Regions from separate parts of the Homo sapiens genome. Here region 1 is linked to region 2. A link is an interaction called in ENCODE POLR2A ChIA-PET data of the cell type or tissue named here. Cell type or tissue: PC-9. All regions are shown on one strand. Links, peaks and the distances in the headings refer to the core of each region. The heading gives the core; the rest is flanking DNA.

Region 1 (15,237 bases), core at 4,537-12,536, 93 kb before region 2:
ATCTAGAGAGCCATACAAGGTTCTTAAAAATCTTCCCATTCTACCTAAATAAATAAGTAAGTAATCACATTTGTATAATTCCTTGAAAGATTGGAAGATCTGATAGCACGATCTGATTTCCCATGGAGTGGCAGTTGGCTAGACCTGTGTAGTGACTGCCCACCTCCATTCCTCATAACCCACTTCGCTCGTTAGAATGTCCCCTGTCTTTACAGCATCCAGCAGGAATTCCTCAAAGTGCCTGGTGTGTGGGTGGCAAATGTGTAACCCCATTGCAGAATTCCCTCCTATTTTTGCTTCTCTAGGTATCTTAGAAGGTATAGGGACTGTGGGGGGTTCAGTGCCTGGTCTGGTGGTACTCTTGCAGGGGTACCTTTGGACATGGTGTACTTTTTTTTGTAAGAATACTTTTGGACAATACCTGGGACATTGGAGCCCTGTGTGCTCAACCATTCCAGATAAATTTGCTCTGCTTGAACTGGAGAAAATTGGGGTTAGCGAAAATTGGTCAACTCTTAGCAGTTAAAAGATGACGAGACGTTACCTAGGTGTTTGGTTCTGTAAATAATTTCCTATTTGTGTCTTCTAAAGTAATATTTCATCATAGTACCAGTTAACACTTGTTCCTTGGCATTCAGTTGTTGCTTTTAAAAATGCGTATATGGGCCAGGCGCCGTGGCTCACGCCTGTAATCCCAGCACTTTGGGAGGCTGAGGTGGGTGGATCACAAGGTCAGGAGTTTGAGACCAGCCTGGCCAACATGGTGAAACCCTGTCTCTACTAAAAATACAAAAATTAGCTGGGTGTGGTGGCAGGCGCCTGTAATCCCAGCTACTCAGGAGGCTGAGGCAGGAGAATTGCTTGAACCCAGGAGGCAGAGGTTGCAGTGAGCCGAGATTGCGCCACTGCACTCCAGCCTGGGTGACAGAGCAAGACCTTGTCTTGGGGAAAAAAAAAAAAAAGCATATATGATTGGGAAATTTTCTTCTTAGTGAATGGGTAAGGAAAGGCTAACTTTTTGTGTGGTGAACTTATAGTCAAGATTCTATTCACAGTAGCTCACCCTAACCACAAACCACAGACCTCAGGGAAATAATCTTGATAATCTGTATAAATCCAAGCCTAAGGAGAGGCTGTCAGCATCACACCTTTCTTTTCTCCAGCTGAACGTGTCATTCTCTGCCTTCTTCCTGCAAGAGGCAGTGACTTTTTTTTTTCTTAAGACTACTGACTCACCCAGAAGAAAAAAGGCTATCTATAAAAAGACAACTTTATTTGTATACTCCTCCATCAGATGAATGGATAGTGATGCCTTAGTTATAGTTTTATGACCCTAACAGCCAAGCTCACCATAGACAGGGTTAAAGGAAAAAAGTTCATGTGCTTTTCCACTCATTGACCTTTTTGAAAATCTTACACGCAGAGCCAAGTACATAGCTCTAAAGTTCTGCTTCTTATGTACAGAATACCAGGCATGAGTGGGACCCAAGGAGCTTGGGGTTCAAGACTGTGCCTTGGCCCAAGAAGCATCCAGGCTATTAGGGACAGCTCTCACCATCAGTTTCAGTCCAGGGGAGTACCGTGCAAAGCATCCAGGGGCTGCCACGCAGCGAGGCCTCTGATTGCCGCAGGGATGCTGTGGGAGGTCCTGGGGCTTAGAGTCAGAGGTCCTGGGCAGAGGCCCTGGCTTTGCCGGTGGACAGCCGTGACTGTGCCACATGACGCATCTGCACTGGTTCTCATTTCATCCTCAAATCACTCGGTGGGAAATGCGTGCTATCACCTCCGTTCACAGACAGAAAACAAGCTCAGAAAGGTGAAGGGGCTTTGTTGGGGTCATGCTGGTTGTAAGTAGTGGAGCCCAGCTTCAAACCTGCCCTCTAACTTGAAGCCTGTGTTCTTGTCTCTTGTTAGTTTGCTAGGACTGCTGTAACAAAGTACCCCAGACTGGGTGCCTTAAACAACAGCAAGCAATTTATTTTCTCACCATTCTGGAGGCTGGAATCCAAGATCGTGGTACGGCAGGGTTGGTTTCCTCTGAAGCCTCTCTCCTTGGCTGGCAGATCCCCCCCCACCCCCCCAGCTGCCTCTTCTCCCTCTGCCTTCATGTGGTCTTTCCCCTGCGTATGTGTCCCTGGTGTCTGTGTGTCCCGATCTCTTCTTTTTATAATGACACCAATTGTCATCCAATCAGATTGGATTAGGGTCATTCTAACAACTTCACTTCAGCTTAGTTACCTCTTTAAAAGCCCTGTCTCCAAACACAATCACATTCCAAGGTACCGGGGTTAGGACTTTAACATATTAATTTGGGGTGGGGGGTGTGATACAGTTCAGCCCATAACACTACCCTGTCTCTTAGCCATCATGAGCTCACCTCCCTCATTTTTTTTTTTTTTTTTTTGAGACATGGCCTCGTTCTGCAGTGGTGTGATCATAGCTTACTGCAGCCTCAAACTCCTGGGCTCAAACTCAGTCTTCCCACTTCATACTCCCCAGTGACTGGGGCTACAGATATGTGCCACCATGCCAGATAATTTTTAAAATTTTGTGTAGAGATGGAGGTCTGGCTGTGTTGCCCATGCCAATCTTGAATTCCTGGCCTCAAGTGATCCTCCTGCCTCTGCCTCCCAAAGTGCTGGGATTACAGATGTGAGCCACTGCACCTGGCCTCACCTCCCTCTTCTGTAAATAGGCATGCCACCTAAAATGAGGCTACCTTCATCCCCAGGCCCGTCCCATAGGTGAACCCAGGCCAAACCCTGTTAAATTCATCATCATTTCATATAATCCTTTTAACATCCTTGCTAGGTAAGAAATTTACTGGACATCAAACTTAGCCTGAGCTGAGTAATAGAGTTAGGATTCAAACTCTCACCTGCTGACTCCCGAGTCCATGTCTTCAGTGCACTGCATCATAAGGTGTATTATGAGATTCCAAAACTATGATTTCAGGGCTATGGAAGCTTCATGGCTTATGGGGGAACAGTCACTACAGGACTTGGAAGTTTCAGGAAGCGTCATGTGCGAGATAGCATTGACATGCCTTACTTTTCAAATGTTCTCACATTCCTAAGTTGCAAGGATGGGTAGGGGCAGTCATCCACCCAAAGTTAGTCCTTTCTGTTCACGTTTCTTGGCTAGATTTCCTGGGAATTTGTTGCATATTTATTTATGTGGAGTTATTTGCTTTCAGAATTGCATGGAGGGGGAATCTGCAATCTGGCTGCAAAAAGTAATTTGGCAATTTATTTTCAGGGCTGCCCTTCTTCCAGCAGCTTGTTTCAAATTCAACCTCTGGCACAGAGACATCCATCATTTTAATTGCATGTTACTGTTTAGTGAGGCACAAATTTGTTTCATTTTCTTTTTCTTTCTCCTGTAGTAGTAGGTGGTTGTGGGTTTTTTTCCTGATTTGCCACAAAAAAGAAAAAAAAACAGAAAAAAAGAATTACCTAAACCACTTTTTTATGGCCAAGGAGTTTATAACACTGAGCTGTCTGGGGGTTTTTTTTGGTGTTGCATATTTGGTTCTTAACCTTTCAGTAGCAGAAATGCGAGCCTTGCCTTTTCTTTTCCTGTTCAGATAATGTCCATAATACAGTCGCCTGAACATAGTCCCAAGAAGGAAAATTGTATTGGTCTCAGGGTCAGAAGGTTTGCTTTTCATTCTGGTTTTGCAGTGACTGCCTGGCTGTGTGACCTGCCTCTTGCCTCACTTTTTCCATCCATAAAATGAAGGACTTGAATGTGCAGATTTCTAGAACATTCCTATGTTCTTGTGCCTGTAATACTGAGTCCTGGGCAGGGTGGCCATCCAAGTATGTCCACTGAGGAGCTTGTCTTGTTCCATATCGTGATGTTCTTATTCTGCTGGGTTGTGGATTATGGTGCTTTAGTTCAAAGTCAAAAATCAATCCTGTATCCCTCAGCAATCTTCTAAGGGATAAAAATATTGTTTACATAAAATTAGCTTGGGTAGAAAGTTAGCTTTGATGTTCAAAGCTAAGAACTTAGCTTTCATTGCTGCATATACTTCGTTTCTTGCTGTAAAAGGACGTGGTGTCTGTGAAGTTAGGCACAAAGTCCAGGAGTGCATCCCCTTTATAAGGTGCACCAAGCACTGGGGCATGGGGACAAAATGTGACTCAACGTCCATAGGTGGGTGCTGAGTTGGGTGCCAGGACTCTTGTGTATTGTGTTTTGTTTTCACAGTGTGGAAGAGATTAATTGTTAATGGTTTGGAGTAATTTTTTCTGTCTGCATCTCGCAACACTTTCCTCGTCACCGTGGATGTCAGACTCTTCACCCAGTGACCTGGAGTCTCCAAGTCAGGGCTCAGCCCACACTGTGCTGACACCCTCCAATCCCCAACTCCTTTGCACGTTACAAGATTTTGTTTTAAGTGTTTATTATGGAGATTTAAAAATATACAAAATATCGAGAAAGTGTGGTGAAACTCTCATGTACACAACACCCACTTATGATTCTGAAATATTTTAAAGCAAGTCCCAGGCAACTTATTGTTTAACCTGTTAATACTTAAATATTCACTAATAAATACTTATACACACACACACACACACACACACACACACACACAGCCACAATATCATTATACTCCACAAAACGAACAATTATTATTTTTTTTGAGGGGGTACGGGGTCTCTGTTGCCCAGGCTGGAATGCAGTGATGTGATCATGGCTCACTGCAACTTCAACCTCCTGGTCTCAAGCAATCCTCAATCTTCCTCCTACCTCAGCCTCCTGAGTAGCTGAGACTACCGGCATGTGGAACTGCTCTTGGCTAAATTCTTATTTTTAGTAGAGATCAGGTCTCACTGTTTCCCAGGCTGGTCTCAAACTCCTGGGCTCAAGCATTCCACCTACCTCGGCCTCCCAAAGTGCTGGGATTATAGGCATGAGCCATCATATCTGGCCTAACAATGATTTTTTTTTTTTTTTTTTTGAGACGGAGTCTCACTCTCTCTCGCCCAGGCTGGAGTGCAGTGGCGTGATCTCGGCTCACTGCAAGCTTCACCTCCTGAGTTCACGCCATTCTCCTGCCTCAGCCTCCCGAGTAGCTGGGACTACAGGTGCCCACCACCACGCCTGCTAATTTTTTTGTATTTTCGTAGAAATGGGGTTTCACTGTGTTAGCCAGGATGGTCTCGATCTCCTGACCTCGTGATCTGCCTGACTCAGCCTCCCAAAGTGCTGGGATTACAGGCGTGAGCCACCACACCCGGCCAACAATGATTTCTTAATGTCACCTGATACAAAGTCCTTGATGGGTTTAGTGCAATTATCTTAAAAACCTTTTATAGTTGGTTTGTTTAACCAGAAGCTACTACAGACCACACATTGCATCTAGTAGATATGTCTCTTAAGTTCTTTTTATCTGTACATCCCCTTCTCCTCTTTTCAATGTGGTTTATTGAGTTCTAATATGGAGTTGGTGATGTAGCGTAAGGCAGCCTCAGAGAGTCCAATATCGTTAACATCTTTCTCCTAAACAGAGTTAGTGCCCTTCAAAAAACAGTTTTTAGTTTATGTTTTTTTTTTTTTTTTTTTTTTAAGAATGTGTATGTTGTCCAGGCATGGTGGCTCACCCCTGTAATCTCAGCACTTTAGGAGGCCAAGACAGGTAGATCACCTGAGGTCAGGAGTTGGAGACCAGCCTGGCTGACATGAAGAAACCCCATCTCTACTAAAAATACAAAAAATTAGCCGAGCGTGGTGGCGGGTGCCTGTAATACCAGCTACTCAGGAGGCTGAGGCAGGGGAATCACTTGAACCCAGAAGGCAGAGGTTGCAGTGACCTGAGATCATGCCATTGCACTCCAGCCCTGGCAACAAGAGTGAAACTCCGTCTCAAGGAAAAAAAAAAAAAAAAGAATGCATATGTTTATTCTGCTTCCTTGTCTTCAAGCAAATGAAACCTAAGTTAACGTCATGCTGTGGGGATGTCCTAAGAAGAAACATTTTTTAAATTATGAAAAACATCATAAATACAAAATCTTTTATGTACGCATACAATACCATGCATACACACTGTATCTGTGTATATATATGGTTTTCATTCTGGTAATCTTTTGTTGCATAACACACTCCCCCAGTGCTTAGTGCTGTAAAACAACCACATTTGTCATGATGGGTTCTGTTGGTCAAGAATTTGAGCAGGGCTCACAGCTGGGAGATGCTTCTGCTCCTCATGGCATTGACCAAGGGGTCAGTTGGAAGGTGGGCTCGTGTGGAGTGTCCAAAATGGCTGCACTCACATATCTGGTACCTTGGAAGGGATTGCTGGAAGGCTGAGCTCACCTGGGATGGTTGACTGGCACACGTGCTTGTGGCCTCTTAAACGTGGCAGTCTCAGGGTAGTTAGACGTTTCACATGGTAGCTGGCTCTTCTAGAGCAAGCTTCCTAGGAGAACTGTCACCTAGCCTTGGAAATCGCAGAACATCATTAACACCATATTTGATTGGGTTGATGCACTGACAGGCTCTTCCAGATTCAAGGGAAAAGGACAGAGACCCCCTCTCTTGATAAGAGTATCAGAGAATTGCAGCCATGTTTGTAAGCTCCACAGTTTAAAAGAATAATACTGAAACTGACACCTTAGGTATTTGGCTACCTGGTACTTTTTAAGTCCCCATGTACTTGCTTGTCTTTTGGTGTAAGATGGAAGCCACTGGGATGGGAGGCACCTGCCTTAGAGGTCATTCAGGGTATCTCCTGCCTCCCATTCCCATTCATGAGGGATTTGAATGGACTCAATTGGGCAAGTGCACTGTGACAGTTTACATGACTTGCCTTGCCTGATGATAATGGCAACAGTGGGAGGCTCCCAATACAAACTTTAAAAGAAGTTTGTCCAGTGGACCTTTGTGTTAGGGAGGCTGCCTGATATTTTGTTAATGTCCCTGTCAGTAGGGATAGTATATTAGCCAGTGTGTCTGCTAGTATTGTGACCAGAAAAAGTGATGGGTGAAACCAAGTCTCAGGGCAGCCAGAATCAAGTAGCTTCAGGTATCCTTGGCTTTAGTGAGCATCTTGAGGAATAAATGGGAAACCCATTCGTACACTATTGAATCACTGGTGTTAGACATGTTTGGACAGACCTATAGGTAGACAGGAATTGAGGTCCCTAGCAGATGTTAGGCGTTCTGTGTTGATTGAAAGAGGGTTCATAGGAATGTGACCAGTGGGGTCACACAGTCCTCATAGCAGCCCTGTGAAGGAGATGCTGTTAAAGGAAGAAATGAGCGCTTTGAATCTCTGCAGAGATCTAAATACAGCATGGCCTAAGGACAGTTTATTGGCCTGGAACAGAGGCTGATCAATAGCTGATCAGTAATGCAACACAAAGTCTCAGTGTTTTAAATTGATCCCTCCGTGAGTCGAAGCCAGTGCGACTATGGTTCTGTGGTGGAACAGTTGAGCCTAGAATCTGCCTGTCTGGGCCATCTACAGCACATTGGAAGCCCCTTGCCCATGGAGTGAGGAGGGCCCTGGTCATCCGTGGAACTGATCATCAATGCCTCCTTCCACGGACTCGCACACCAAGATGACAGGCAGTCACTTTCTTCTAAGATTGTTCTTACTTCCTTGTTGATCAAAATTAAGGACAGTTGTTTTGTTGCTTCCTCTGATTTCTAAGAGATTGTTAGCCTGGCAAGTCAGGAAATCAATAACATGTGCTCTGTTTTACCAGAATTGAATTTCCAGGAGCCGCCTAGACTGTTGACGTCCCTTCTCACTACAGCGTCTTGGCCTCTGTGTTAGTTTGTGAGCAAATAATCTGCTTTCCCTGTGCTACAGCTTTCCTGCCCTTCAGACTAAGTGGGAATTGGGAATTGCCTCCCCACCGTGAGATCTGTTTGTTGGACTGTGTGTGGCCTTGTATCCCAACCCTAGCCAAGACCATGCGTGGAGTAGGCTTTCAGTATTTATGTGTTAAATTGGGCTTAAGAAATATTTCTTGTTTGCAAGGCATATTGTATGTGCTTGGAGCTAAAAAGGTGAATGAGATGGCTAGAGAGGTAGTGGGATGAGATAGAAAGAACTCTGTCCTAAAAATCAGGAAGGCTGGGCCCCTATTATAGTTCTGCTACTTATAAGCGGTATGAACTGATGATGTAATTTCCCTGAGGCTCAGTCTCATCTGCGAAATGGGGTCATAGAACCTTTGTGACATTGAGGCACCCTTCAACTGGGAGGTGAAATTTATAAGCTGGACAGCCTGGCCATAAGTCCAGTAGACCATGGACACTTCTGCATGGTCTTTGCATCATCGTGTTCTAGTTTTGAGTCACCAAATCTTGCTGATGGCTGAGATGGTATTTCTTACTCATGATGAAATGTTAAGGTAACTTATTTGGTAATTTCAGATATTCGTATTTATGATGTCCAAGAGTAAACAGTTTATATTTGTTTGTGACGGCTTAGCAGTGTTGGCAATGGGAATTCCTGGGCCACTTGGTGGGGGGTGTGTGTGTGTGTGTGTGTGTGTGTGAGGTATATATATGTATGTGTGTGTGTGTATATATATATATATATATGGCTAGTTTCCTGCCAAGGCTCATAGAAAGTGGCAAGTTATTGAGGGGAGAGCAGAGCTGGTAACTAATCATGAAATCAGCACTTCCTAGAAATAGCTGAAACAGGCCTTGAGGTTGGTGCCTTCTGGGAACTGCTGGCTGGGAAGCCAACTGCTGATCCCAGGTGGAGCTCTGGGATAGCAATTTAAACTAGGGGTGTTTAAGGACTGGGAAAAGAAGGAATTGATCTCTAGGGATGAACATGGGTTTACAAAAGTCCCCAAACCAGACTAACCTCAATTTTTCTTTCAGTGAAATTACTAAACTTCACATACCTCTATTTTTATTAAGCATCTGACAAAGAGCACACCATGTTATTCCTGTGGACAAGTGGGAGAAATAGGTTTCGATGAAAGTCACAATAATTCCTTTGTGTAGAACACCACAGGGCGCAGTGTATGCTCATTTGCTATCTTGCTTTTTCATTATTAGCATGATTTAGCAAGGGTGACAGGGCAGATGAGAGTACTCCAAAACTTGGAGGTGCCTAAGGCCATGGTCATATTGCTAGAGAAGTGGTAGAACTAGTTTCCAACCCACCATTTCTGCCTCACAGAGTCCCAGGGCACAGCCCCATGTGGTACAACTGTGTGCAGTCATGCCTGGGTTTGAAGTTACCATCGGACAGGTGCCGTTAGGTACTGTCGAAGAACAGAAAGATACCCCAGCACCACCACTCCCCACGTCAGACCTGCTTAGCAGATTTCCCACGTGCCGTAAAACAGGTATCAATCACTGATAAGTGGAATAACAAACTGAGACTTGTAATGTTCTTAATAGGATAGATCATAGGCCAATTTAAATAGGATGCAATTTAGTTGGAACAAATGCAAAGCCTGCACTTGGGGTTAGAAACCATCACTACAACTATTTTGGTTGTTTTCTAACCTAGGACTTGTTAGCATTTTGTATATAAAAGGCATAGCATTTTGTTAGCCACAAGGATAGGCCATAGTGGGATATGGCTTCCAAAACGTCAATGTCCTAGTGTGCGTTAGGACAGACGAGGGGTCTGGAAGGGATGACAGGAGTAACAGGGTTCTGCATCCAGGTCCTGGCCAGCTACAGAGAATTCCAGTGGATTTGGACCAGGCAGATCAGGCTTCTGAAAAGTGAGTTGTTTGAAGACTGTTGTAGGAACTGAGGATTCTCCTTAATCCACATTAGTGTTTATGTTTATTGAGCCTCAGAATGTCAGCTGGCAGAGAAGCAAATATGAATAGGGCAGGGTGCTGCCAACAAGGAAGCTGAATAATGAAGAGTGTTACTTGAAATTGGCCCTGGAAACTGGCTTGCTGCAGGTGGAGAAAGGAATGGGGGTGCGGGAGAAGGGCATCCTAGGCAAAGGAAGGACACGAGCCAAGCCTGAGAGGCGGGGCCTGCTGTGTATGGTGGGGTGGGCCTTGTATTTGGAGAACAACACGCTTTGTAGTTTGACCGGAGCCTAGGGTACATGTAGGGTCCTGGGAGGGATAAAACTTGAATTAGGTTAGGCAGGGTTGATGGGTGCAGAGTCCCTGACACCAGGCTGAGGAACCTGCACTTTATTCTCTGGTGGATGTTTTTTGAGCAGAGAAGTGACTAAGACAAGGGCTGTGTTTACGGAAAGACCATTCTGGCAAACACAGGAAAGGTGGGTGTCAGGAGGGACCCACTAGGGGGTGGGTGTCTTAGTCCTTCTGGGCTACCGTGACTAAATACCTTAGATTGGGTAAATTATAAACAACAGAAACTTTCTTTCCTTTCTTTTTCCTTCCTTTCCTTTCCTTTTTTTTGACAAGGTCTTGCTGTGTTATCCAGGCTAGAGTGCAGTGGCATGAACAGCTGACTGCAGCCTCAACCTCCTGGGCTCAAGTGATCCTCCCACCTCAGCCTCTTGAGTAGTTGGGACTACAGGCATATACCACCACACCCAGCTTTTTTTTTTTTTTTTTTTTTTTTTTTTTTTTGAGACGGAGTCTCGCTCTGTCACCAAGGCTGGAGTGCAGTGGCACGATCTCGGCTCACTGCAAGCTCCGCCTTTTGGGTTCACTCCATTCTCCTGCCTCAGCCTCCCGAGTAGCTGGGACTACAGGTGCCCGCCACAACGCCCAGCTAATTTTTTGTATTTTGTTTAGTAGAAACAGGGTTTCACCGTGTTAGCCAGGATGGTCTTGATCTCCTGACCTTGTGATCCGCCCGCCTCGGCCTCCCAAAGTGCTGGGATTACAGACGTGAGCCACTGTGCCTAGCCCTAGTTTTTTTTATTGTCTGTATAGATGGGGTTTCCCTGTCTTGCCCAGGTTGGTCTGGAACTCCTGGACTCAAGCGAACCTCCTGCCTTGGCCTCCCAAACTATTGGGATTATAGACGTGAGCCATCATGCCTGGCCCAGAAACTTTTTCTTACGGTTCTGGGGCCTGGATATCCAAGATCACAGAGCCAGTAGATTCAGTGACTGGTGAGGTACTTGTGGATGGCACCCTGTTGCTGCATCCTCTCGCAGCAGCAGAGGCAAGGCTGCTGGCTTCAATGTCTTTCATAAAGGCACTAGTCCCATTCCTGAGGGCAGAGCCCTAGTGACGGGGCCTGAAGGCCCCACTTCTTAGTACCATCACACTGGATATTAGTTTTCAATGTATGAATTTGGAGGGACGCCGTTATTCAAACTGTAGCATGGGACCACTTAGGGGCCTGTTGCTGTAGTCCAGGTACAAAGTGACATGACTTGAGCTGTAATGGAGATGGAAGGGAAGAGGCCTTCCCGAAGCTGGCCACAGAAAGACTTGCCAGCCAGGATTGGTGGCTCACACCTGTAATCCCAGCACTTTGGGAGGCTGAGGTAGAAGGATCACTTAAGCCCAGGAGTTTAAGATCAGCCTAGGCAACATAGTGGGACCCCATAGTGGAGTACACCTGTGGTCTCAGCTACTCGGGAGGCTGAGGTGGGAGGATCGCTTGAGCCCAGGAGATCAAGGCTGGTGTTAGCCATGATGACACCACTGTAATCCACCCGGGGTAACAGTAAAGACCCTGTCTCAAAAAAGAAAGACACATCATCTGATGGATGTGGGGCAGGTAGATAAAGGGGAGCCACGTTTACCCTCAAGGAGATGGTTCCTGAGATCACTTTGACTGCATAGGCACCGTGCTTTTGCAATTCACTTCACAAGTAGGATGTATACATCTGACTGGCACGCTCACATACAGCTTATTTCCTCCTTTCAAACCTGCCTGGGATGGCTGGCATCTTATGCTATTGAGACTAATGAGATTTGATGGGTTGGTTTCTATCTTCTTTGTTCTTCCGGGACCAGATCTGACCTGTTAATGTTGCACTTGGGTCAGGTTGCAGTCAGACATTGTCAGCAGCATCTTACCTAAGAAGGTCAGGATAGTTCATTTATTTTGGGGGGCAGTTAAGACATCAGCTGTCCAGCAGTCTCCCTTATCAGGAGCACAGCTAGGAACCAGTGAATAAGCAAAATGAGAATCTCAGGCTGGCCAGCAAAGATATCCCAATGTCCATCCCTTGTCCTGCTGGCTGCCTGCCTGCCCCAGTCTTTCACTGGCAACTATGTACTCTTATTTTACACATGATTTTAATGAGCTGGGTTATTTTTAGCTCATGTCATCAGAAGGAGCTGCTACAGAGACATAGACTGACTCAAAAACACCAGTTGTTGGTCTTTGGGAAAAGTTAATGTGTTGGCAGAAAAACTAGAAAACATTGATGCAAGAACTCAAAGGTAGGAGCTCTCTGGAGTCTACTGTGTTTGGGAACAGCTCACCATACAAGTCTGGAAGGAGATGGAGCATTATTGCATTTCAGAACGGGGATCCCAACTTAGCTGTCACATTCAGTACATTCTGCTTAAGAAGGCAGGGAGGGAAATGGTGTTGCAACCTCTGGGTTTGCGTTTCAACCCTGTTTTGGATGACTTGGCCCCTCAAGAAGTACTTGTTCAGTGAGAACTTCCTTTAGTTCCTATAGGGCTTCCCATAGTGAGGGAGTAACGTGAGTTGTGTCTGCAACACCCAGAGTGGTGGTTGGGACTTGATGAGCAATTGGCAAATATTTGTTAAATGAGTGGATGAATTCGTCACAGAGAGGGAGACCTGGGTAACGATAAGGCAACAAGAAATGGCTTTCCAGGCTCGTCACAGTAACTCGTCTTCTGTTATAACCACTAGACAACGCGTCGCATAATGGCAACAAAATTATGCTTAGGTAAACAGCTTTGGCAGTGCACACAGTTCCCTAGGTGCTTGTTCATGGAATACTGAATTTGAAAAGATTTTAATGAGTGTATCCTCTTTTTTAGGCCTTCTGCTGGTAGAGCACCACCAGTCTGTTGTCAGTGTTGTAGCATGGCTCATCCAGAACATCTCTTTCTTGGCCCCAGATCTTACCCACCTCCTGCTGCTATCTATCCTTCCATTCACATCCATCCATCTACCCATCCATCCACCCATCCATCCATCCATCCATCCATCCACCCATCCATCCATCCATCCATCCATCCACCCACCCACCCACCCACCTACCCTCCCCTGCATATAATAGTCATTTATGGAGCGCCTGCTGTGTGCCAGCCAGGCACTGTGCTTTGGGGATGGAGGGACAGAGATGTGGGTACTCAGATGAACACAGCTGGTCCCTGTCCTCAGGGAGGGAGTGCTCTCAGTCAGAAGTAGGATTCTGACACAGGAGCACAGGCAGCTGCAGTACAGTGTGATGAGTATGTATATACTTAAGGCACACACCTGCTTACGGGAATGCTGAGGAGGGAGCACTTACTTCTCCGGGGGCAGGAGTAGAGTTGGGGAGGCTCCTGAAAGACGGAATGTTTGGGCTAAGCCTGAAATGACAGTTTGTGTCATCTCAGATTTGTAGGGGTTGCCCCGGGTGGGGTGTCCAGGCTGGCGGTGCAGGCAAAGTAAGTTACCTGGAGCTTTCTTAGTTTTGAGAGGGGACACTGCAGGCTGGGAAGAGTGAGAGATGGTGGTTTCAAGGGCAGTGACCTTGATCACCTTGTCTTCATTCTACCTGGTAACCCACTGGGGACCCCTGTTTGGAGGATCCCTCCATTCCAGCCCTCATAATTTAACCAGATTATTCTTGAAGCTGGAAAGGGCTGTTGGGAATTCTCTCTTCCAGCAGAAGGTAGCAAACAAAGAACATACTTGGGGGACATATGGGAGGGGCAGTTACAGATATATTTAAAAAAGCATCAGAGTTGAGTAAAGATGATACCTATCCCCCAGCCCCTGCTGTCTTCCACCTCCGAGCCAGCTCAGTGAGCATCTAGCATGGCAGGAGGGACCTGCCATCCCTTGAAAGATCCCTTTCCCAACCTCCACCTCGAGCCCCTTCTACACTAAGAGCCATTTTAGAAACATCAGAAAAGTGAGATTTGGAATGACCTAGACAGAAACTTAGGCTAACCCTCTTCATTTTACGTAAGTAGAGCTGTGATGGTTCAGTTAATACTCTGTGTGATGGGATGGTCAGCCCAGAACCAAAACAGACCCAGGTGGGGAATGGGTTGGATTTGGGGCCATTTGAGTTTTGGTGGCCCTGTGTATTCAGGGCACCATGGCAGATTTGCTGCTGCAGGATAAGTCTGGGTTGGCGATATGGATTTGGGGAAATTGTGAATTGCTTAAGGTCGCAGTTGGTGGTGCATCTGGGACTAGAGCACAGGTTTCTTGCTTCCTCCTGGCCCAATTTTTCTGCCACATCCTGCTGCTAAAAGTGTTACTTAACTAGTTCTGTCCCACTAGCAGATTCTCTAATGAAACACTTGAGCCATGATAATAGGTATTGTGTAGAGCCAGTGGCAATGGATAGTAATAGGGAAAAAAATATCCAAAGGGTGGGTTGTTAAGGTCAAGAAGGAAAAGTACCAGAATGGTGATTTTTAAGAAATTGTATTTGGTCTCTGACAACTGCCAGAAGATCACTGTTAAAACTTGGGGAGAAGCCAGGCGTGGGGGCTCACGCCTCCGATCTCAGTGCTTTGGGAAGCTGAGGTGGATCACTTGAGCCCAGAGTTTAAGACCACCATGGGCAACATAGCAAGACCCCGCCTCTACAAAATATTTTAAAATTAGCCCAGTGTGGTGGGGTGTGCCCGTAATCCTAGCTACTGGGGAGGCTGAGGCAGGGGGATCCTTTGAGCCCAGGAGTTCAAGGCTACAGTGAACTATGATGCTGCCACTGCACTCCAGCCTGGGCGACAGAGCAAGACCCTGTCTAAAACAAACAAAAAACTTGGGAACAAAGCCATCCGCGGTTTCTCTATGCTTCATCCTAATATAGATGGTTTCCAATTTACAGTGGTTTGACTAAGGATTCTGTGGCTTTATGATGGTGTGAAAGTAATAATGCATTCAGTGAAAACCGTACTTTGGGTACCCATGCAAGCATTCTGTTGTTCACTTTCAGTACATTATTCAATAAATTACCTGAGATATTCAATACTTTATCATACAATAGGCTTTGCGTTCAATGATTTTTGCTGAGCACGTTTAAGGTAGGCTAGGTTAAGCTGTGATGTTCAGTAGGTTAGGTGTATTAAGTGCGTTTTTTCTTTTCTTTTTTTTTAAGTCAAGGTGTCACTCTGTCACCCAGGCTAGAGGTACAATGCA
Region 2 (15,237 bases), core at 3,152-11,151:
ATTAAAAAGGCTTTGATTAGGATGTAAGACTGGATCTATATGTGGGCAATCTTGACAGGCTAATAATGCCATGTCCTCCAAGCCAGCAGGCTTGAAATCTTTGCTCAATATGTATTTAGAACAGAGGCCAAGCTCTGTATGTTGTGATGGTCGTGAGGGCTGCAGGCCTCTGCATGTTCTATTGACCACTAGTGTGTGGTCAGCTGGCCTGGCTGGCTGAGTGGGTGTCTCTTCTTCCCCCACTATTCTTTGTGGGACTCATCAGAGGGAGGAGGACAAGGTTTCTCTCAAAATCATATGACGTGATTCCTGCCAGGCTGTTATGGTTGTTATGCTGATGTGAAAGGACAGATTCCAAATTCCTTTGTAAACTGTAAGTGCTATGTGAACATAGAGCTGATTATTATTCCTGACCCAAACTGTGAGGTGAAGGATTAAACTGCGGGTTTGGCTTTTCCCACACTATCCCTTTCTAATTCAAGCATGAGCTGGCACGTAGCAGGTGTTCAATAAAAGCATGAATGCAAGAATTGATTGCATCTGAATGATTGTCTTAATCCTATTACTCAAGAAAACATTTTTTGTTAACATATATAAACACCAGTGCAAGATTCTCTATTGATTGAGTACTTGGTGAACTACCTCTTTGGTCCACTTGCCAATTTCTATAATCTTTTGAATGTAAGAGACTTGAAAACATTTTTTGCATGCCAACATATTCAGTTTTGACTAACCTGAATGCTTTCTTTAACAGGGTGGAAAGGAGGAATCACCGTTTGTAAATATCAATAAGAAATCCAGTCTTCAGGACGCTAGTGTAAGGTCTGTTGCTCCTTGTCTGAATGGGGAAATGATATTCTCTGTATCATCAACATTATCCTTGAAACATTGCTCACGAGGGCATTAGCTGATAAAATCAGAGGACAAATAAAACAGAGAATAGGAGCCCAAAGAGATGGAAAAAGACTGGCTTAACTAACTTTCCGCAAGCCTCAAAAATGTTGCTTATTCTCAGTTTTAATATCTCTGCCTGCTGCATTAACAAAGAAATCAATCACTTGGGGTTGTCACTCAAGCAAGTGGGCTTCACATTGCCATCCCCCTGCTTAAAGCCCTTTAAAGGCTCTGTTTACACTCAGAATGGAATCCCAACTCCTTAACAGAGTGCAGGAGGCCAGGCCCTTCAAGACCTGGCCTCTGCTCACAACTCCAGCTTGGACTTGGGCCAGCTTCCCTTGGCCCATTGATGTGCCCTGCCTGCTGAGCTTCTTGTTAGTGCTGGAGCCACATATGTTCCTTTTAAAAATGTATTTATTTAATTATTATTTTTTAAGACAGAGTCTTCCTCTGTTGCCCAGGCTGGAGTGCAGTGGTGCGATCTCGGCTCACTGCAACATCTGCCTCCCAGATTCAAGCAATTCTTGTGCCTCAGCCTCCTGAGTAACTGGGATTACAGGTGCACGCCACTGTGCCAGCTAATTTTTGTAATTGTAGTAGAGACAGGGCTTCACTATGTTGGCCAGGCTGGTCTTGAACTCCTGACTTAAGTGATCCACCCACCCCGGCCTCCCAAAGTGCTGAGATTACAGGTGTGAGCCACCACACCTAGCCTACTTTTTCTTTGTATAAATTTATGGGGTACAAGTGTAACTTGGATCTGTGCATAGATTGCACGGTAGTGAAGTCAGGGCTTTTAGAATATCCATCACTCAAATAATGTACATTGTGCCCATTAAGTAATTTCTCATCATCCACTCTCCTCCCATCCCCTACACATGTTCTTTAAAGCTTCCAGGCCACCACCACCCCAAACCCAGAGGAAGTCCTTCCTCCCCTGATCTCACAGAGAACAGGAACTCTTTCCTTCTTGGCATGGTGGTGGTGGCCTCATTGCCACCTGGTGGTTTACTAACACCAGCAGGGTCTCCTTAGGGTAGTTTCCCAAAATGGGTCCAAGGACCACTGCATCAGAGTCTCTTCTTAAAAACACAAACTCCTGGGTCCTACTCCAGACCTTTTGGATCCTTTGTGTGAATGTGTGTGGTGGGTGTTTGGTGGGTGCCAGTAGAGACAAGAATCATCATGTTAGCGGGCACCTAGGTGATCTAGAACCACTGCTCTGGGGAACTATTATACTCGATGCCAAAAATCAAAGCTAACATTTCTCTGTATCACCTTATGATTCCCAATCTGTGTGCTTGGTATAAATTTGTCTTACTCCTGAGATACATACCCAGCTGCCTCCAGGGCTTTTCAAAAACTTAATTCATCTCTTCCCACTCCACCCCACTAACCTTCACCTGGATTCCATTCTTAGTCAATGGTATTATTACCTACCCCTCACCCAGGCCTGAAACCTGGGAGTCCTTGCTTTTCTCCTACCTTATTCCCTCATCTAATTGGTCACCAAGTCCTGGCAATTTGACTTTCATTTTACCTTCCACATCCATCCTCTTTTCCTCTTGTCTATACCTTGAGCCCTCATTGTCTTCCGGGCCTACTGCTGCCCACAGTCCTCTAAGATGCTTCTGTCCTCCCTTTCACCTGGTCCTCTTCATTGTTCTAAGGACCTTTCTGTAATGTAAATCTGACTATGCCACTCCTTTGCCTAAAACCTTTAGAGAGTTGAGGTCCATTGCCTTCAGTGTAGACTCCTCAGCCTGAGGCCCCATATGACCCGGCCTCGACTTTCCCTCCAGTTAAAACCCTCTGCTCTTCCACTGAGACCTCACCGGATGGTAGTTCTAGTGCCCTGCGTTCAGCCAGGTCTCCACTCTGCCTCTCATCTTTGTGGTCTTCGCTCCATCTGGAAAGAGGAAACTCCTCCACGTAGCTTTCCCCGATGCTGACCGTTCCACCCAAGCAAATTCATGTGCTCCCTCAATAGACTATACGTTCTTCAGGGACCATGTTCCCTTTACTGTGGAGTCGCAGCTTGAGGAAACCATGAGTATAGAATGCATTGACTCAAATCCTCTATTTTCTCATTCATGTGTTTATTCAACATACTTTTTTTTTCTTTTTTTTTTTTTTTTGAGACAGGGTCTCACTCCAGCACCCAGGCTGCAGTGGAGTAGCATAATCATTGCTCATTGCAGCCTCGACCTCCTGGGCTCAGGTGATCCTCCCACCTCAGCCTCTTGAGTAGCTGGGACTACAAACATGCGCCACCATACCTGGCTAATTTTGTATTTTTTTGTAGAAACGGGTATTATCATGTTGCCCAGGCTGGTCTCAAACTCCTGACCTCAAGTCATCTGCCCACCTCAGCCTCCTAAAGTGCTGGGATTACAGGCGTGAGCCACTGCACCCGGCCTCAACATGCATTTGTTAGGCCCCGGCCACATACTTATCACCATATTGAGCACTGACCCAAAAGTGTCAGTTGACTTGCCAGGTGTCCCTTTCAAGGACCTCAACTTGTTTTGATGCCTTGTTGGTCCTAGGAGGTAATGAACTGATTTTTTAAAAATGAAATTAGTCATGACCACTACAAAAATGCATTAAAAATTTTCCTTAAAATTACTATTTTGAGTAGGGTCCATTGGTTACCTGAAATAAATTCTTGAGTAAAGATAAAAGTGACGCTTAATTTTTAGCATTTTCACACATACATGGAATTAAAATGTGTTACAGCAAGTCCTAAAGGTCTTCTGATTATGCATTTTTCACACAAAGTATAGTATGGTTCTTATCTTTTTTTAAAAAAAAAATATAGTCTGTGCTATGTTTAAAATAGAATAGCTACCAGATTACTTGGAATTAAAAACAGGTTATCCATAGGTTTCTCTTCATTTTACTGGCAAAACCTGGTTATGAGCCAAACCCTCATTCTGGTTCACCCCTCATATTGGGGGGCAGGGGTGGCTGTTACGGAGCAGAGAAATTTTATTTTGTACCTCAATTATGTTTAGTTGCCCCATTTGCTATATTTTCTTCCCTATGATTTTTTTCTTACTGTTTGGATTTTCTATGGTTTTAAAATATAATTATAATTATGAACTAAGTACGGTAGAAAGGCAAAAAAAATGGATTTCTTGACTATCAATGTTATTAAGGTGTACATTAACTGAGAAAGCAGTCCCTATGGCTAAAACGAGACCATAAACCTTTTTTGATGGTATTGTTCTGTTTTTCGGTGTGTCTCTAGAAGTCCTATTCCTATTCGTGTGGAAACTGCCCAGCCAGCTGTGGAAAAGCCGGAAATCAAGCCTCCCCGAGTGAGGAAGTTAACAAGACAGTATAGTTTGTGAGTTCTGTACTGCAACTTTTTCAATTAAAACAACTATGATGACTAATTGTTTAGATACAAATGCTTCTTAGCCCTTCTGACTAGTCCCAGGGAGCAGCCCCCAAATTCCATTTATTTCCAATTTAGGTAATAATGAGACTAGCCCTTTCTCCCTGAAAACCTTACATAGTTAGCATAAGGATTCATTATTGACTACTGTGTAATAAATTACTCCCAAACTTAGTGTCTTAGAACAATCCACCTTTATCACCTCACAGTTCCTGTGGAGTGGGGGTCGGGGCATGGCTTAGCTGGGTCTTCTGTATCCGGGGCTCTTACAAGGCTGCATTCAAGGTGTCAGGGCTGCGGTCTCATCTGCAGGCTTGTTTTTACGGTTGCTGACAGGGATCAGGTCCTCAAGGACTCTTGGACAGAGGATGCCCTCAGCCTGTAGTCACATAGGTCTCTCCAGCCTTCTCCATCAGAGAAAGCACATAAGAAGAGCCAGAGAGAGTGACAGCAAGGCAAAGGCACAGTCTTTTGTAACCTACGCACAGAACTGACATCCCATCACTTTTTTTCTTTTTGAGACAAAGTCTTGCTCTGTCGCTCAGGCTGGAGTGCAGTGGTGTGATCTTGGCTCACTGCAATCCGCCTCCCAGGTTCAAGCAATTCCCCTGCCTCAGCCTCCCAAGTAGTTGGGATTACAGGTATAAGCCAATAAGCCTGGCTGATTTTTGTATTTTTGGTAGAGACGGGGTTTCACCATGTTGGCCAGGCTGGTCTAGAACTCCTGACCTCAAGTAATCTGCCTGCCTCGACCTCCCAAAGTGCTGGGACTGCAGGTGTGAGCCACCGCACCTGGCCCCCATCACTTTTGCCATATTCTGTTCATGAGAAGCAAATCCCTATGTCCAGCCCACACTCAAGGGGAGAGATTACACAGGGGCATGAATACTAGGACGGGGATCATTGCAACCCACATCAGAAGCTGCTTTCCACGGCATATCCATGAAAAGGCAGCCCCGTCTGTCAACAGAACCAAAGCTAATCACTGAGCTTTGACACCTGTAGGAGGAGCCATTTCCCAAAATGTCCCAGAATCACCAGGGCACATGTGCACCTGACTGTTCTAGGCATCGTTAGGGAATAGTAAAGTGACTTTGACAATTCCCATCCAAAGACTCACACTTTACTGGAGGGAAAGACAAGAGTCACAAATAATTATAATCCAAAGCAGAAAGATAATTGCTGTAATCAGGGTGGTGAGTACTAGTAATAGTTGTAGTACTGATCACAATGGTATTTCCCTTTTTTTTTTTTTTTTTGAGACAGAGCCTTGCTCTGTCACTCTGTCACTCTGTCACCCAGGCTGGAGTGCAGTGGCACAATCTTAGCTCACTGCAATCTCCACCTCCCGGATTCAAGCAATTCTCCTGTCTCAGCCTCCCAAGTAGTTGGGATTACAGGTGCCCGCCACCACACCCAGCTAATTTTTTTGTATTTTTAGTAGAGACAGGGTTTCACCATGTTGGCCAGGCTGGTTTCGAACTCCTGACCTCAAGTGATCCACCCCACCTTGGCCTCCCAAAGTGCTAGGATTACAGGCATGAGCCACCGTGCCCGGCTTGTAGTTCCCATTTCTTGACCTTAGCTATGGCATGGGTACTGTGCCCAGATGTGTCATTGGTCAGAGAGTAACTGCAGGGGGATCTCTGGACGAATGAAAAGGATGGGGGCTTTGGAGTTGGAAAGGCTTCTGTCAGGCCCCTGGCTAGTTTACAGCTGTAAGCTCTTGGAAAAGTGACTGTTTGATCCTCTCTTCCTTCCTCTGTAAAATGGATGAGATAATACCTGCCTCTGAGGAGTTTTGTGGGGCTTAACATGAGAGAATGTGGGTAAAGCCCCAATACCCTGGCCATAGGATGAGGTCCCCTTTCTTTCTTCTCTAGGACCTGGAAGCTTCTGAGGAAAGATGGAGTTTAGGGGGTACCCAGAGTGCAAAATGTAGGACAGGACACGGGATTCTGGATGCAATTCTCTAACAGCCATCTCAGGTCTGCCATTTGTACCTGTGAAAAGGAAAAGAGGCATGTATGGGGGATATTAAGGGAGATATATCCCACCTCATATCCTTCATAGAAACTTCTGGTCAGCTGCATTTCCTAGGAAAGCCAAAACGAGTAAAGTTCAAATAATTAACAGTCCTAATGATCTCTGGGGGACAATTAAGCCATGACAGTTTGCTTCCCTCGAGGATAAGACTGGCAGAACTTGCCATTCCTTTTACATTTTGAAACTCAAAATGTTACTATCACTCATTTGAGAGATGTAATCATGTTTGAAACAATGACTGGCTGATATATAACCTGGAAGGAAAGGAAATTTCACTAACTCACCAAACTCACTCTTTTTTTTGTTTTTTTTTTTTTTTGATACAGAGTCTCACTCTGTCGCCCAGGCTGGAGTGCAGTGGCACAATCTCGGCTCACTGCAACCTTCGCCTCCTGGGTTCAAGCGATTCTCCGGCCTCAGCCTCCCAAGTAGCTGGGACTACAGGCACATGACACCATGCCCGGCTAATCAAACTGGCTCTTTTAAGGACACTCTTTTTCAAACCTTGAACTTTACATGTGTATTTCTTAAGCTGCCCCAAAGTATTCTGCTTTGAAAATCAAACAATAGCAGCATTTTCCCCATTAGTAGAAAATAGCAACATCCATGGATGAGATTTTCCCAGTGTTATTGTCCCATAAAGAGTTCTCGAATCCTTGACGCTGGCTACCGCTCATTTGCCCATCTTTTTATTATTATTATTATTTTATTTTTTTGAGGTGGAGTCTCACTCTGTCACCCAGGCTGGAGTGCAATGGCTCAGTCTTAGCTCACTGCAGCCTCCGCCCCCTAGGTTCAAGTGATTCTCCTGCCTCAGCCTGCCGAGTAGCTGGGATTACAGGCGTGTGCCACCACGCCCAGCTAATTTTTGTGTTTTTAGTAGAGACAGGGTTTCCCCATGTTGGCCAGGTTGGTCTCGAACTCCTGACCTCAGGTGATCCGCCCGCTTCAGCCTCCCAAAGTGCTGGGATTACAGGCATGAGCCACCACACCTGGCCTTTGCCCATCTCTTTAACTCTTTGATATTGATAAAGTTGGCACGTGATCAAGGAATATAAATGGGAAAACTCAGATCTCTGATTTTCTGGAAAATATTTTTTACATCATCATTTTTGAGATACAGATTTGTGTGCACACATCGCCCTTTTGGCTGTTGTAATATTTCTAGTTCCTAGGCTGGAATAAGGTGTAGTCAGATTTTAGGTTGCTCCACCAAAAGCATTGTAACATTCAGGTGCTGTGAACAAGTCTTCAAACCACTGCTTTTAAAGATACAGACAAAAATCTCAGCCACATTATTTCCTGGAAATATGACAAGGAGGGAAAATGTGGCTGCTACATGCAGTGAGAATGGAGAAGTAGAGGGTCTCTACAGAGAGTTTAAGGCAGGCGAAAAGGTCTTTTTTTTTTTTTTTTTTTTCGGAGACAAGGCCTCACTCTGTTGCCCAAGCTGGAGTGCAGTGGTCGATCACAGCCCACTGCAGCCTCAGGTGATTCAGCTCAGGTGATCCTCCCACCTCAGCCTTCTGAGAAGCTGAGACTACAGGTGTGTGCCACCACATCTGGCTAATTTTTGTATTTTTTGTAGAGACAAGACCAGACCATGTTGCCCAGGCTGGTCTCGGACTCCTGTGCTCAAGCAATCGCCTGCCTTGGCCCCCCAGAGTGCCGGGATTACAGGCATTAGCCTCTGTGCCCAGCCAAAAGTGTCATTTTTTATTGATACCAGCTAGTATGTTTAGAAAATCATGAGCTATTTTATTTTTTTCCAGAAATATAACTTCACTGTTTATTTAAACATAGTGTAAAAGTCTAAAAAAAATTCAATAGTGCTCACTTTGGCATCACATATACTAAAATTGGACTCATACAGAGAAGATTAGCATGGTCCCCCTGCGCAAGGTGGACATGCAAATTTGTGAAGCGTTTCATATTTTAAATTTTTAATTAAATAATAAAATATTTATAAGTTAATTAAAATATTTAAAGAAAAGAAAAAAAAGTAAATAGGCAAGACAGAAGAGAAAAGTAGCCAATTTCCCAGAATCAAAAATAACCAGGGTTCATAGTTGACGACTGTTACATTAGACAAGTTTCTATGCTTATATATTGTTAAAATAGAAACAACTTCAAAGCAAAAAATCATTCTGTATGTAAAATTTTACTTATGAAACTGTTGTTTTATGACTTTATCATGAATTTACCTTAGAAACAGGTAAAATTGGAAGACTTGCTGAATTTTAGATATGCTTCTTGGCCATAAGATCTAAACTAAGACAAAAGATAAAAACCATGATGAATTTGGAGTCTTTTTCAATTTTAGGCAGTGTCAGTTGACTCCCTTCTGTGAAAAATGAGCTATGGTTTTTAAATGGCCTTTTATATAAAACTAAATAATAATAACTATGCTATTGAGGTGATAATTTTTTAAATGAGGTAAAAAGAAATTTTAACCCCGCTCCTCCACTTAACTAGCTTTGCGAACTTGAACAAATAATTTCACAATCAGCTGCTAAATATCATCTGATTCTCTGAAAAATGGAGATGGTAATAGGGTCGGTGTGAAAATTAAGTGGGTGAATGAACGTGTAACCCATCTGACCTATGTCATCTATGTGGATCCAAATACTTGGTGTATTATTAATTTTTCCATGTACTTATTCAATTCTCACCTTTCCCCCTTTTTAGTAATGAGCCCTAAGTCCTTCCCTTGAGGCTTCTCCATACACAGAATAATCTAAAACCTCTCAGGGACCCCTCAGTCAATCCCATCCGCACTGCAGCTTTGTCTCACGGCCTCATGTTCCCACGTGGCCCCGTGCTGGGCTGAGGCCTTACCAGTGATCTGCACAGGCTGCACTGGTGCCTACCTGTCATGGGTCTTGTATCTACACTCTTGAGCTCAGCCATCATTCTAAATCACAACCCCTATGCAAGGGTGGCTCCAGAAGCTCTACATGGCAGATCCTTAGGGACAATGTGCCTGGAGTCCCCAGCACCACCCTTAAAGCAGAGAGTCAGACAGATGTTTGTACACCCATGTTCATGGCAGCATGATTTATAATAGCCAAAAGAGTGGGAACAAGCCAAGTGTCCATCAACAGATGAATGGATAAACAGAATGTGGTATATCCATATAATGGAATTTTTATATTATAAAAATAAATGAAATTTTGATGTATGCTACAATGTGGATGGACCTTAAAAATATTATGGTGACTAAAATAAGCCAGACACAGAGGAACATAGAGTGTGTGATTCCACTTATGTGACGTTCCTAGAATAGGCAAATTCATTGGGACAGAAAGTGGAATTGATGTTACCAGAGGCTGCAGGGAGGGGCTTGGGGAGTTATCGTTCAATATCAATACAGAGTTTCTGTTGTCACTGATGAAAAAGTTTTGGGGACAGATAGTGGCAATGGTTGCACAATATTGTGAATGCATTTAATGCCACTGAATTGTATATTTATAAGCAGTTAAAATGATAAATATTATATTGTATATATTTTACCAACAAAACAAAACAACACCCTGGCAAATGACAGAAAATTCACCCCAATTTGTTTTGGCAAAAAAGTCAGAGTATTGGATCCTGCAAGCTGGACATCTGGTGGACATCTGTTTGGGAACCCCCAATCCCCATCCCTGGTCTTCCCACCCCTGCCCATCCTCCGTCCACTCCTCACAGCCTGTTTATTATTGTAATGAGCAGAGCTTCATGTGCTTTTAGTAACCGCAGTGATGAAGACGACCTCCCTCCAGACCTGGCCGAGGCAGTGGGAGTGACCACATCTACAACCACAAACACCACAACGGCCGCCACACAAGTCTCCGTGCCGCTGCCGTCCCCCAAGGTCCAGAATGTCAGCTCGCCTCACAAGTCAGAAGGCAAAGGCCTGCTGTCCCCTGGGGCCAAGGTATTGGGGGGTGGAAAGCCCTGGCGAGCAGCCACACTTGCTGGGAATTCAGTATCAATTTACTGAGTAGCATCTGGTGCATGTATTTAAATTTTGCATAATCAATTGTGTATACTCATAAAACAACAGCAACAACCAGAACATGTTTTTATATAACTTGACCCCAAAATACAAGCCAACCATTTGTGAGACAATGAGTGAAATATAAAATCAGGTTCATTGTACTTTAATTGCAATGTAAGAGATTTTTGAGGGCAGTTTTCATTTAGAATCTCATCTCTATAATAAGCTATTAGTCCACTGTAAAGATAGAAAGAGAGAAATGATTCCCCCCCAACCATAGTGAACAGTTTGGAGGAGCAAAAACATAGAAGTGTCCCCATCCCTTCCCTTATGTCATATAGCCGGTGTTAGTAGTTTGAAAATAGGAAATATTATTCCATTTGCTGGTTTGAAATTTCAGGAAATTGCCTGAGATGTGAATGGGCTATGACAAAGGCTTTACACAAGATGTTTCTCTTGGTTTTCTTTGAGAGACCTCTAGCTACGATTACTCTTTGGCAATTGGTCCAAATACAATTGAACCTATTGCTGTCCAAGTGGATTCAAGTCAGAGGTTGCAGTGGTTCATGTGACTACACAGAGAAAAGGTGCGTGCAGGAGGCAGGTGCCCTGAAGGCAAGACCGGAGCTTCAGAGGCTGTTCCCAGCTCTTCCATTCATAAGCCACAGCACTCACTTCCAAAACCTTTATTTCTTCGAGCCTCAATTTCTTCCTCTTAAAAATGGGAATAAGATCTGCTATCTTGCCCTGGCTGGCGTCAGGTTCAGTGGAGGTTAAAGTGCTCATGCAAACTGGATGCCTGAGGCTTTTGCAGCTTCAGGGATCACAATTCCTGGTGACAGCTGAAGAATAATGGTCCAGGGCCACCTCCTGCATTACCAAGGCCAGTCTTTCACCTGGTGCCTTCCCTGGGTGTCTCTGGAAATATCTCTGCTTAGTGTTCTGCACAGAAACCTGCCTGGAGTGCTCAGCCAGCGACTGGCCAAGATCGAGGTTCTCTGCTTCTCTATAGATCACCTCCACCTATTGGCATCTCAGCCTGGATTATCCTCCACTGTGTGGAGCCCCCTGTACAACTTTGTCTCAGGTGTGGACCCAGGCTCCTATCACATATCCCACACTGTGGTTAAAACCAGGCTGAACGAAACATTTACGAAACAGAAGGGGGTTGGGGTGGCGTGGAGGGGATGCAAGTGGCATCCCACCAAAGGCCACAGGGCTCCCTCTCCTGGCCATCTCTCTCCTTGGGGCCTTGCTTGAACCACGTTGATGGGACTTCTTTTTTCTCCCTTAAAAGACCTCGAGGCCATCCATGCAGCTAAGACCCCAGAGCAGGAGGGCAAAACATTTTCCAAAAGCAAGCAACATAATCCACATGCCATCACCTGCCATGAAGATCATTGCTCTTAGTGTGCAGATCAGTTTAGCTCCTGGAGGACCCTGGATTTGATCCTCTTAATCTAGGACAAGGTCTTTGCTCTCTCTTTATACATTCAGAGGACTCTTTCAAGTGTTTTTTCCCCAAAAGACCAGTAGAAAAGCACTAAGAGCACTTAAGAAAAGCGGCCCGCAGCTCTGAAAGGGACAGCTCTCTGCACCATGCCTACTTCTACCTATGAAAAAATTGGGGTTCAAGTCTCAACATTTTGTACACTACTTGGTGAGGGAAATACAAGGGGATTGTCATTGCTAATGAGATCAGTGTAGAGGAGAGGCTGGGAACCTCTGCCTGTCTTTTCTGGTGAACTTTATCATCAATGCAGTGCCGTCTCTAACCAGGGGTGTTTGTCTGTCTCCCTAGAGCCCCTCTGACCGAGGAGGTGCCTTTACCCTGGAGCCGGGTGATCTTCTGATGGATTTCACAGAAGCCACTCCTCTGGTAAACTTCCTATTTTGCTAAAACCAGAAAAGTCACAGACCATAGAAACATCTTGGCAGTGGGACGGATGGACAGAGGTGGGCATTGCTGTTGAGGAGCCTCTTCCTCTTGTCCTGGAGGCTCAGGGATCAGCTTTCATCCAGGGGTCAGGCACTGTGGGTCCCTCCACCTCTAGAGCCCTTGAGGGAGGAAGGGGTGCTCCTTTGCTCCGAGGGTAGTTGTGGGGGTCCTGCCCATGCCTGTCTACTGCACTTCGAGTGTTATAGGGCTCCTCGGTGTTTTGTTCTCGGCTTCTTGGCTTCCTGGACTGCGCCCTGCATGCCCACCCGTGGGGAATCTCTTGCTGTTGCTTCCGACGATCCATCTGGTCTGAAGCACTGGCTCAAGGCCACACCCCAGCTTTCCAGGCCCCTCGCACCTCCTGCCATCTTCCATCCTCTGCATACAGGTCTCCCCTTAGGGATGGCAGCCCTTGTGGGACTCCTGCAGGTGAGAAACCCTTTTCAGGGAACAAGTAAAGGGCCTGGTGGGTCTGAGAATTAGGGTCAATTTCCAAAAAAAAAACATGGTGGCTTTGACAAGAGTGATGAGATTCCCTTAGAGATCATTGTGTTGCAGGTCCAGCTTGTAGATTTAATTACTTATAGATTTAAATGGTCTTTTCTTTGTTTGAACTGAACAGGCTGAGATGAGAAAGGAAGCAGCATCTGGTAGGGAATTGGAGATGCCGTGATCTGAGGGGCAATGCCTGCCAAATGACTGTCCAGCCTCTGCTTGCACCCCTTCAGTAATAGGAAGCTCATTCTCTCTCCCCAAGACACGCTGCTCACATCTCAGGGTATCTCCAACTAAGCTATGAAATGGGTATGGGCCTGTTTCACTGCTCAGGCATGGGACAACTGAGGTCCTTGCACTGCACTGAGACACAGCCACCACTTCACAGCTGAAGTTTGCAGTGAATGTGTGTCCTCAGGATAAAGCATCCTTTGAGGCATGAGTGCATGTATGCAGGCCTCAGGGAGAAGGTATCCTGGGCATCTAGCTTTTTGGCAAGAGCTTCCTCCATTTTGGGCTTTCCTTGGTACCATGGGCCTTGACCTCACTTTGTTCCAGAATCCTATTTCCATGAGCGCCAAAGGGTCCTAGAAGGGAAGAGGGGACTCCAGCCATCTGCTTCTCCCTTTGGTCCTCCTCCCTCCATCTGCTTCCCCCAGCATCAGAAATGCAAGCAGCAGCCCTCCTACCTGTTGGTAGGGTGATGGACAGGTCTCTATCTCAGGGGACCAGGCCTGCCTCCGCAAGTCAGTGTCCTGGATGCTGCTGATGAGGGCTGCAGAGGGGCTTCCTTATCCATGGGAGGAAGGAGCCAGAAGTAGAGGGAGGCAAGGGTGACCCCCGTGCCTGACTTGTGACCAGGGCTTCCTCAACTAACTGGCCCCAGCCTATCAGGTGGAACAATGCCTTGGGACCATCTCATCCAGTCCTTCACATATAGATGGGAAAACCAAGGCCCAGACAGGGGCAGACACTTGTCCCAAGTCACATAGCAAGTGTGTATCAAAGCCAGTTCTAGAACCTAGACTCTGGGCTGCCATTCCAGTGGCAGATGGCCCAATCCAGGATGTGTCTGTGTCTTTCCCTGTTAGCCAGTACCCTCCCTCAAAGCGGGTCAGATGCCCTGGTCTCAGTCTGGGCTGTGGGACAGCCCTGGGACCATCTCCAAGCTGTCAGCCCAGGTTTGGTCCTCAGAGTTGCTGAGTGGAGCATGAGGAAGGGAAGTGCTCAGGTACCTTGGTCTAGGAGACTCAGCCTGGATGAGCTATGGTTATTTTGCCACCAGCCCTGTGCCCTTTGCCTGTGGCTGCTCTCTCTGGGCCTTCCCATCAGCATTTCCTGCTGAAGAGGAAGCAGCCCTTTACGGGCATGAATGTCAGAACTTCCCATGTGCTACTCATCACACAGGCAGTGAATTACCCCTCCTTGGTGAATACTTTTTCCATGTAGTCATTTCCCAAGCTTACAGCCTATCTCTAGCCCCCTGCCTCCTACTGGATGAGACTCCTGAGGCCCCACCACTATCCTGGTCCCTAGGCCCAGTGCTGGACCAACAGGGAACTGGAGATCTTGCCTTCATTCAGCAACGTTCCACCAAGACACTATCAGAACCAGCGTAACCTAGCCGAGCGTGGTAGTATGTGCCTGTAATCCCAGCTACACAGAAGGCTAAGGCAAGAGAATCATTTGAACCCAGGAGGCGGAGGTTGCAGTGAGCCAGGGTCACGCCACTGCATTCCAGCCTGGGCAACAAAGCGAGAGTCCATCTCAAAAGAAAAGAAAAGAAAAGAAAAAGCTGGGCATGGTGGTATTATTCCTGTAATCCCAGCACTCTGGAAGGCCAAGGCGGGTGGATCACCTGAGGTCAGGAGTTCAAGACCAGCCTGGCCAACATGGTGAAACCCCATCTCTGCTAATAATACAAAAATTAGCTGGGCATGGTGGCACACATCTGTAGTCCCAGCTACTTGGGAGGCTGAGGCAGGAGAATCGCTTGACCCCCAGAGGCAGAGGTTGCAGTGAGCCGAGATCGCGCCATTGCATTCCAGCCTGGGCAACAAGAGTGAAACTCCGTCTCCAAAAAAAATAAATAAATAAAAAGAAAAAGAACTAGCATAAGCCTTTCACTTTTATCACTCTTGATACTTGTGGCCGGTCTCTGTGTAGAGTGGTTTTCAAAGAAGCACAGTCCAAAGAGCCCAGATTAATAAAAAGTTTCAATCTGGAACAGGCATCTCTCAAAAAATCATTAAAGAATATTACATTAACACCTCCTGTAACACATCTTGATCTCTTTTTGCCTTTTCTTTTATTCTCTTACATTCCTGCTTGACTCCAGGGACTTTCATTCCCAAACTCTCCACAAAGAAACACTCTTTCCAACTTCGCTTTTGTAGGTTTCTTCCCCCTCCTTTTCCCAAACCTTTTCCTCTCTAATCCCCAACTCTTTTATTAGGTAGCTCAATTTAGCAATCT

The links. Peaks named below come from ENCODE experiments on the same cell type or tissue, not always from the same donor. Only the 100,000 strongest peaks of a DNase experiment are listed, where the experiment ranks them.
Region 1: POLR2A ChIA-PET joins it to region 2 with 38 read pairs; 2 of 35 experiments call an interaction of 5 or more read pairs at or near these places.

The regions. Positions count from the first base shown.
Region 1 is chr9:109,284,039-109,299,275 of GRCh38, reverse strand. The region is part of intron 1 of EPB41L4B (erythrocyte membrane protein band 4.1 like 4B); the gene reads left to right. Among named protein-coding and RNA genes, the nearest start is that of EPB41L4B, 29 kb to the left of the region's middle. In PC-9, for the core only: no CTCF peak of the experiment used is centred there; a DNase peak (open chromatin) is centred at 9,085; H3K27ac peaks cover 1,204 bases.
Region 2 is chr9:109,189,248-109,204,484 of GRCh38, reverse strand. EPB41L4B (erythrocyte membrane protein band 4.1 like 4B) reads left to right here. Exons shown (of 26, transcript NM_019114.5): 19 at 755-822; 20 at 4,151-4,249; 21 at 10,088-10,265; 22 at 12,130-12,207. It also overlaps the pseudogene RNU6-984P. Among named protein-coding and RNA genes, the nearest start is that of FRRS1L, 30 kb to the right of the region's middle. In PC-9, for the core only: a CTCF peak has its summit at 5,313; no DNase peak of the experiment used is centred there.